2 separate regions of the Homo sapiens genome follow, and region 1 is linked to region 2. The links are chromatin contacts, found by Hi-C or POLR2A ChIA-PET in ENCODE. All regions are on one chromosome and are shown on one strand. The core of a region is the stretch at or near the end of the contact, and the rest is flanking DNA. Distances in the headings are between cores, read along the strand shown.

The links. Hi-C counts contacts between places; a loop is a spot of excess contacts on that map. ChIA-PET counts read pairs that join two places held with the same protein, here RNA polymerase II (POLR2A). Pooled maps may share reads with other maps.
Region 1: a pooled map shows a loop between it and region 2 (2.6-fold over the local background). The contact joins two enhancer-like sites. A Hi-C loop is called at or near these places in 1 of 50 pooled maps. POLR2A ChIA-PET finds 5 or more read pairs at or near these places in 2 of 52 experiments (MCF 10A and PC-9).

Annotation. Positions count from the first base shown.
Region 1 is chr16:24,920,166-24,923,468 of GRCh38, reverse strand. ARHGAP17 (Rho GTPase activating protein 17) reads left to right here. Exons shown (of 20, transcript NM_001006634.3): 20 at 3,209-3,303. Among named protein-coding and RNA genes, the nearest start is that of SLC5A11, 76 kb to the right of the region's middle. Within about 2 kb of position 2,053, at least 2 of the 41 ENCODE cell types and tissues checked have a DNase peak (open chromatin) inside an H3K27ac peak, as active enhancers do.
Region 2 is chr16:23,669,299-23,672,748 of GRCh38, reverse strand. It overlaps DCTN5 (dynactin subunit 5), which reads right to left. Exons shown (of 6, transcript NM_032486.4): 6 at 1-3,450. Among named protein-coding and RNA genes, the nearest start is that of PLK1, 7.9 kb to the left of the region's middle. RefSeq lists an enhancer at 2,106-2,335. Within about 2 kb of position 2,153, at least 3 of the 41 ENCODE cell types and tissues checked have a DNase peak (open chromatin) inside an H3K27ac peak, as active enhancers do.

The sequences.
Region 1 (3,303 bases), core at 804-3,303, 1.3 Mb before region 2:
AAATACAATATCTTTTGTATGAACTTAGCTCCAAGCATATGCTCAGAAACCAGCCCTTCTTGGAGTGCAGTTAATATACGAGTTCATAGCCAGAAAGATTTAGAGGTGTTTCAGACAAACCAGGTTCTTACAGGTGTCTTTCTGAAATAACCATTTTCTCCTTTTTACAACAAACCAGAGTGTTTGTAAGACTGAAACAATGATCTTGGATAATGTCTTTGAAGGCCCTCACCCAGGGATTTACAGACTCCTCTGGGGAGGAGGGAAAATGTAATGCGAAGAGCCAGAGTGCAACCAATCTGGCTTTGATCCTCTTTGGTCCACACTGGCTGTGTCACCTTGGGCAAGGAATAGAGCCTCTGAGTCTCCCTTTCTTATTTCTGCTGCCTTAGGATTAGTTAGTGGGGGTTCAGTGAGACGATGTAATAAAGTGTGGGTGTATAGTACAGTCTCTGGTGTAAGTAAGTGCTCTATAGTAATGTCAGCTACTGAGGCTGGGTGTGGTGGCTCATGCTGGTAATCCCAGCACTTTGGGGAGCCGAGGTGGGAGGATTGCTTGAGGCCAGGAGTTCAAGACCAGCCCAGTCAACATGGTGAAACCTTGTCTCTACCAAAAATAAAAAAAATTAGCCAGGCATGGTGGCGTATGCTTGTAGTCCTAGCTACTCGGGAGGCTGAGGTGGGAGGATCAGTTGAGCCCAGGAGGTGGAGGCTGCAGTGAGCTGAGATTGCACGACTGCACTCCAGCCTGGGCAAAAGAGCAAGACCCCATCTCAAAAAAAAAATTTTTTTTTTTAATGTTAGCTACTGTGATGAAGTCTCTTTCTGAAAACTGGTTCTGTACAGGTTGCCGTAATTCTTTCTACTTTTTGTGTGTAAACAAAGTCATTGTTTCTTTCAGGGACTGATTCATGTAGGAATAGAGAGGGGCTGGGGAAACCAGATGGGGCAGGTGGGCGGCAGAGTAAGGGATTTCCTTTATGCCCCAAAACACATTTTTTCCCCTTGAATTAATAATGTGTGTGGATCATAAATAGAAAAATTCAGAGAGGCACAAATCTAAAAATTATGTATATGTGATGTATAAGAAAAAGAGAGCAGCTGTGGAGGGGCTTGGTGGCTGATAGGCGTTAGCTTGCATGTGAATACAGATATTAACAAGTAGAAATCTCATCCGTATACACAGTGCCTTTGCATCATGCATTCCCCGCCAAGTCATGTCGGTTCCATAGTTTCTGGTAAACTCTGGGCTGAGAAGAGACACGGGCTGGTAGCCCCTTCTGTTTTTGGGGGCCAAGATAATGGGGAAAGGATTGCATTTGCAGTGATTTTCTTATACGTCGTCTTCAAGTCACAGCTACTTCTTTGCCTGAGGATGTAAGAATGGAGGATTGGAAAGATGGTTGCTCTAGATGACTCTTCATGCATCCATCCAACCATCCAAGTGTGCAGCTACAAAATTTCTTGAACATCTGCTATTTGCCGGTCACTGTTTTAGGTACTGAGGATACACTGTGAACAAGACAGACACAGTCCCTGCCTTCGTTGACTTCTGTTCTGCTTAGGACAAATCCAAGACAGCCCCTATTCTGTGCATACAGACCACCTTTGGCTGCACCATAGGCTGGTGCAGTTCTGCACAGTGTCATTGGTTTTATAGTTATCACAAGACCTGAATTGTCTGAAATGACATTCAGCACCTGAACTCTTTGACACTTTGGCACCTCCATAAATCTAGAAATTTCTCTGAGTTGTGGTGCATAGGAAACCTTGAGGGACAACCCAGGAGTAACTGTGAGAAAAAGGGTGTCCCAGGGAGTAAATAGATCTCACAGCTCAGAACTGTAGGGACAGGAAGGTGGAAGGGGTAGGAGCTGGAACAAGTCTCCAAGCAGTGAGCTTCCCCAAAGTGCACCAGCGTTTTCAAGCTGTGCCTGCGTAGACGGGAGCAGGTCGAACAGAAATATAGTCAAAACTAGCTCCCGTCAAGGACAGACAGGATGTCATTTTGCACCACAGCAAGTAGGGGAAAGCAGCTCTCAAGCCTAACTGTGAAACGCCCCCACAAACCACCTCCTCCTCCCACTCCCTCACTGCTGCCTGCCATGGCTACCTCTAACGCAGCAAAGCAAAACTACAAAACATCTCTCTTCTCTCTTACACCAGCCCTAAAATACCTAATGAGGCTCTCATAATTTGCCAGAACCCACATCTACGAGAGAAGCCAGCCCTTTTGTCTTAATTAGGATCCCCTTGGTCTGCCCACTTGACCGTGGGCTTCATTGAGGCTGTGCCTGTCTTGTTCAGTGCTGCGTCCTCAGCAGGTAGAATGGTGCCTGGCACCTGGGAGGTGCTCAGTAAATATTTGTTCATGCATAAATGAATCTGAGACCCACTGGCCTCTGGGAAGAGCATAGGAGAGGGGGACAACAGCATGAGGACCATATGTTTGCCATCTTGCTGAAGGAATTTCAGCCAACATAATAAGACATGAAAATGGCATTCGAGGTGTATTAGACAGACAAGGGGATGTTAGTGTTTGCAGGAGACTTGGTCTGCCTCAGTGATGTCAGTCAGCAGTGATTGTGATTCCCCAGGGGACACTCGGCAGCATCTGGAGACATTTTAGTTTAAACTTCCCCAGTGATCTGTGATGTACAGGAGACACTTTCGGTTGTCACACTGGGGGAGGAGGCTGCATGTCACTGGCATCTGTTGGGTGACACCTACAATGCACAGGACAACCACAACAAATAATTCAGGCCCAAATGTTGCTGGTGCTGAGGGTGAGGTCCTAGTGTTAGTAACAGGAGGAAAACCCAGCAGTCTGGAGGAGAGACCTCTTCCCAGGGCAGCCCAGGGGCCATCAGGAGGGTTCATCTCATGCATTAGAGGTCTTGGGAAGAATGAGGCTTCCTTTCCTCCATCAAAGCAAGCAAATCCTTTAAAAGCTGCATCTCCAAGGGCTGCTCCGGGCTCATAGCAAGCAACGTCGGAGCCCAGAGGCAAGGCTGTGCTACTCAGCTGCCCTCTGGGGTCACAAAGGCTTCACTTGGCTTCTAAGAGCTGATGAGGCCTCTCGCAAGGGACCCTGTGTGCATGGGCTGACCCTGAAACTTCCCAGCCTCTCTTCTTCTCAGAGCACCCTCAGGTGGCCTCTCGGGGGTTACCCCTCATTGATACCATGTCTCCTCGTGTTTTTGTCCAGACTCCAATTCCAGGGTTTCAGAACCGCATCGCAGCATCTTTCCTGAAATGCACTCAGACTCAGCCAGCAAAGACGTGCCTGGCCGCATCCTGCTG
Region 2 (3,450 bases), core at 904-3,403:
TAAGCATTTACTATGTGCCAGGCACAAGGCTAAGAGTTTTACAGAGATGATCTCATTTACCTTGGGTTACTTACCCAACCAAGGTTTATAGCCAGCAGGTGGCAAAGCTTGAATTCCAACCCAACTCTGCTGACTCCCAACTACACCCACCTGCACACTTGCCTCTTGGGCCTTGTTTGTCTGGCAAGTCCTAAATCCCAGACTCATTTGTTCACTTGCTTGCTTCCTCCCTCCCTCCCTACCAAAACACAGTATGATCTGTCGGTTAAACTCAATAGACTAAAAACTCCGGGTTCAAATGCTAGCTCCTCCATCACTAGCTGTATGACCTTGGGAAAGTACTTAATCTCTCTGTGCCTCAATTTCCATGTTTATAAAATGGGATAAAGTGCCCATTATAGTGCCCATTTCCTAGGATTCTATCCAGGAGATGATGTGCCTATTTCCTAAGGTTCTTATAATGAGATTCTGCAAGGACAGCACTCCAAATAGTACAGGCACATGGTTTTGACAGTTGTTTCTGTTATTATTGAAATAAAAAGAACCTATACCTGTTCCCAGGAAGCTCAGAGTCTCTCACAGGCCTTTTCAGTTCCTGGGGCTCTCATATTTCCTCATTCTCCCAGACTCCTCTGACCCTACTCTTCCTCAGGTTCTTACTGCTCCTGTGGGAAATCAGAAAGAGCAGCCAGCAGACAACACCAACTGAGATGAATGCAGCTGAAATGGCACAGGTCAGTATGGCCAAGAAACACCATGGGCTAATGTTCAGACCCATGGTATGAAAGCCAGAGTGGGTGTGAATTTCACTCCCATGTCTCTTATCTTGGATGGTTTTCATCTGCATGACCCATTTGCCCAATGCCCAATGGATGTGAAGATACAGAAAAGTCCAGGTACTGTTTTCAGGGAAGTAAGATGTCCTGTGCCAACTCTTCTCACTTCAGGGTCCAAGTCAGAGTGCACAAGGAAAGCAGGTGGGGCTGGCCCACCAGCAAAAGCTTCAGGAGAGCAAGGGATTGGCTGACTGGGCTGCAAGGGTAGTGTTCAAAGCCAGCTGCCTTGGAGGCCAAGATAGTGGAGGAGCTGCATAAAACATGGATTTTGCAGCCAAGTAAGAGCTGGCCTTGATTCCAGCTCAGCCATTTATTAGATGTGTGGCATTGGGCAAATTTACTTAACCTCTCTGAATATCAGTTTCCTCTGCTGTAAAACAGGCTGTGAAACTCTCACTTTTTTGACAGTTGGGAGGATTAAATGTTTGCACCCCATAGATACAAAACAAGGAAGGGTGATTTCTCCATCTCTTGTTTGTGGCGGACTGATTATAAAGGGCAAGATGTTTTAAATTTTATTTTAAATTTTAAAAATATGTAAGAATGCTATGCCTTATACTCTAAGGGGTTTTGCTCAAGGTGTATCACTTCCTAATAAAAGTGCCTAATAAACTGCCGTTTATTGAGTGCTCACCCTGAGCCAGTACTTATGCTTTACATGTATAAATGCATTTCAATCATCATAATACCCTATCCAACTTCCCCATTTTATGGATGAGAAACCTGAGGTTCCACGAAGTAAGATAACTTGCTCAAAGTCACAAGGCTAGCCAATGGCAGGCTGGGATTTGATCAGCCTGACTCTAGCACTCACACTCCTCACCACTATGATGGCTCTCAAAATGGGCCCCTCAGACCCTCTCTGTATTTTGACTCTTTGGCTTTCTCACTCACTAAGCTGTGAGATCCCTATGAGAAAGAACTGGCTCCATCTTAGTCTCCACTGTATCCCCAGGACCTAGGAAGTGCTTGGCACCTAGTAGTGGCTTGGAAAGCACTTGTTAAATGAATAAATGAGTGATGGTGTCTCTCTTCTCTGTGCAGCATATGGTGAGGGGCCCACCTTCTTACCCCTAAATGGAAGCAAGCACATATTCTACTAAAAGCACAAGCCCATTGCTGGGGGGCTCTAGAAGTGTTTCAGTTATCATGTACTTATGGGAACTGTAGAAGTTGGCGAGACATTTTGCTGAGACCAGTTCTGAAAAAACCAGGCCTTCGGACACGCTGTCCCAACACTGCCAGTATCATTTCAGGGGACTTGCAGCTCCATGGAAGCTAACCCCCAGGAGACCAGCCAGCTGGATTTGACTACCTATAGTCACCATCCAGGTTGTCAGATGCCAATTTTTTTTCAGGAGAACCGCTGAGGCTAGCCAGAATATGGCTGGGCAGCACCCTCTAGGCTCTCACTGGATAGAACAGGATACAGAGAAAGGCCTCCCTAGCCACCAAGACCTCTTCCTTATAGCTGAGAAACTTCCAAGGATATGTTAACTATGAACAATGTTTGTCTGATTAATTTCAAGTCTGCCAGATGTATCAGTGACTAAGAAAGGAACTGTGGCCTCAGATCCTGAGTGAAATGGTTCATGCAGAAGTGACTAATACAGAAGCCACCACCCCAACCCCAAATAACCACAAGGGCTCTGTGCAGCCATGTAAAACAGAATCAGTCAACAGGAGGCTCACAAGACAATCATTCACCTTTGTTCCCTGCAGCAGGTATCCTGCAATCTGAGACTTATCTTGAGCTGGGGTAAGGTCTGAGGCATGCTGGCAGGGTGTGTGAGGGTTGGGGGTGAGGGTGGTCACATCCAGGCAATCATTCTATTAAGGATGTGCTAGATGACCCACAGACTCAGGCCTGACTCCTCAGGAGCTCACAGTTAGTAGGGGTTCAGACAAGAACACAGGTACATAACTAAAACTCTATTGATAAGGGCGCCTCGGTAAGGTGCTATGGGAACCATAAGGATGCAGTTCCATGGCCCAGTCAGCTCATCTGGGGAAAAATAATAAAACAAAAAGGAAGCAGTTCCAGACAGAAGACCATCTCCAAATGGTTCTTTATTGAACACCCACTTTGGCTAGGCAATATCCTCCCCCTGCCCTCTAATCCAGGCTCAGGTACCCCCAGTGGAGTATCCTCAGAAGGCAACTCCCAAGACCAGGAGTAATGAGAGATTGGGCAGAGGGTAAGGGACAGCAGGGAGACGGAGGAAAATGAAGACACCAGGGAAAGAGGAGAGGCCTGAACTGGACAGCTGATGCTTTGTCCTGCCCAGCACCCATTCGTCCCTTCTTCAGGTAATATCATCTGCCACCACAACCACCAGCACCAACTCTCAGTCTCTGTGGGTACATGCCAGGCCTGTCCATTTGGTGTATTCCATCTTCCTGGCCACAATGATGACTTGAGGCTGGATACCTTCCTCGTCTGGACCAATGAGAACCAAATCCAGCAGTTCTGTCAGCAAAGGGGAGCTCTTTTTATCAATAACTGGTGCTGTGGGGCCACACTGTGAAGCCCAAGAATAAAGCCAACTCAAATGAAAGCAGAGCTGAGAGCCAAAGAGACAGATCCCTGTTTGGAGTCCTGGGATGCAGCCTG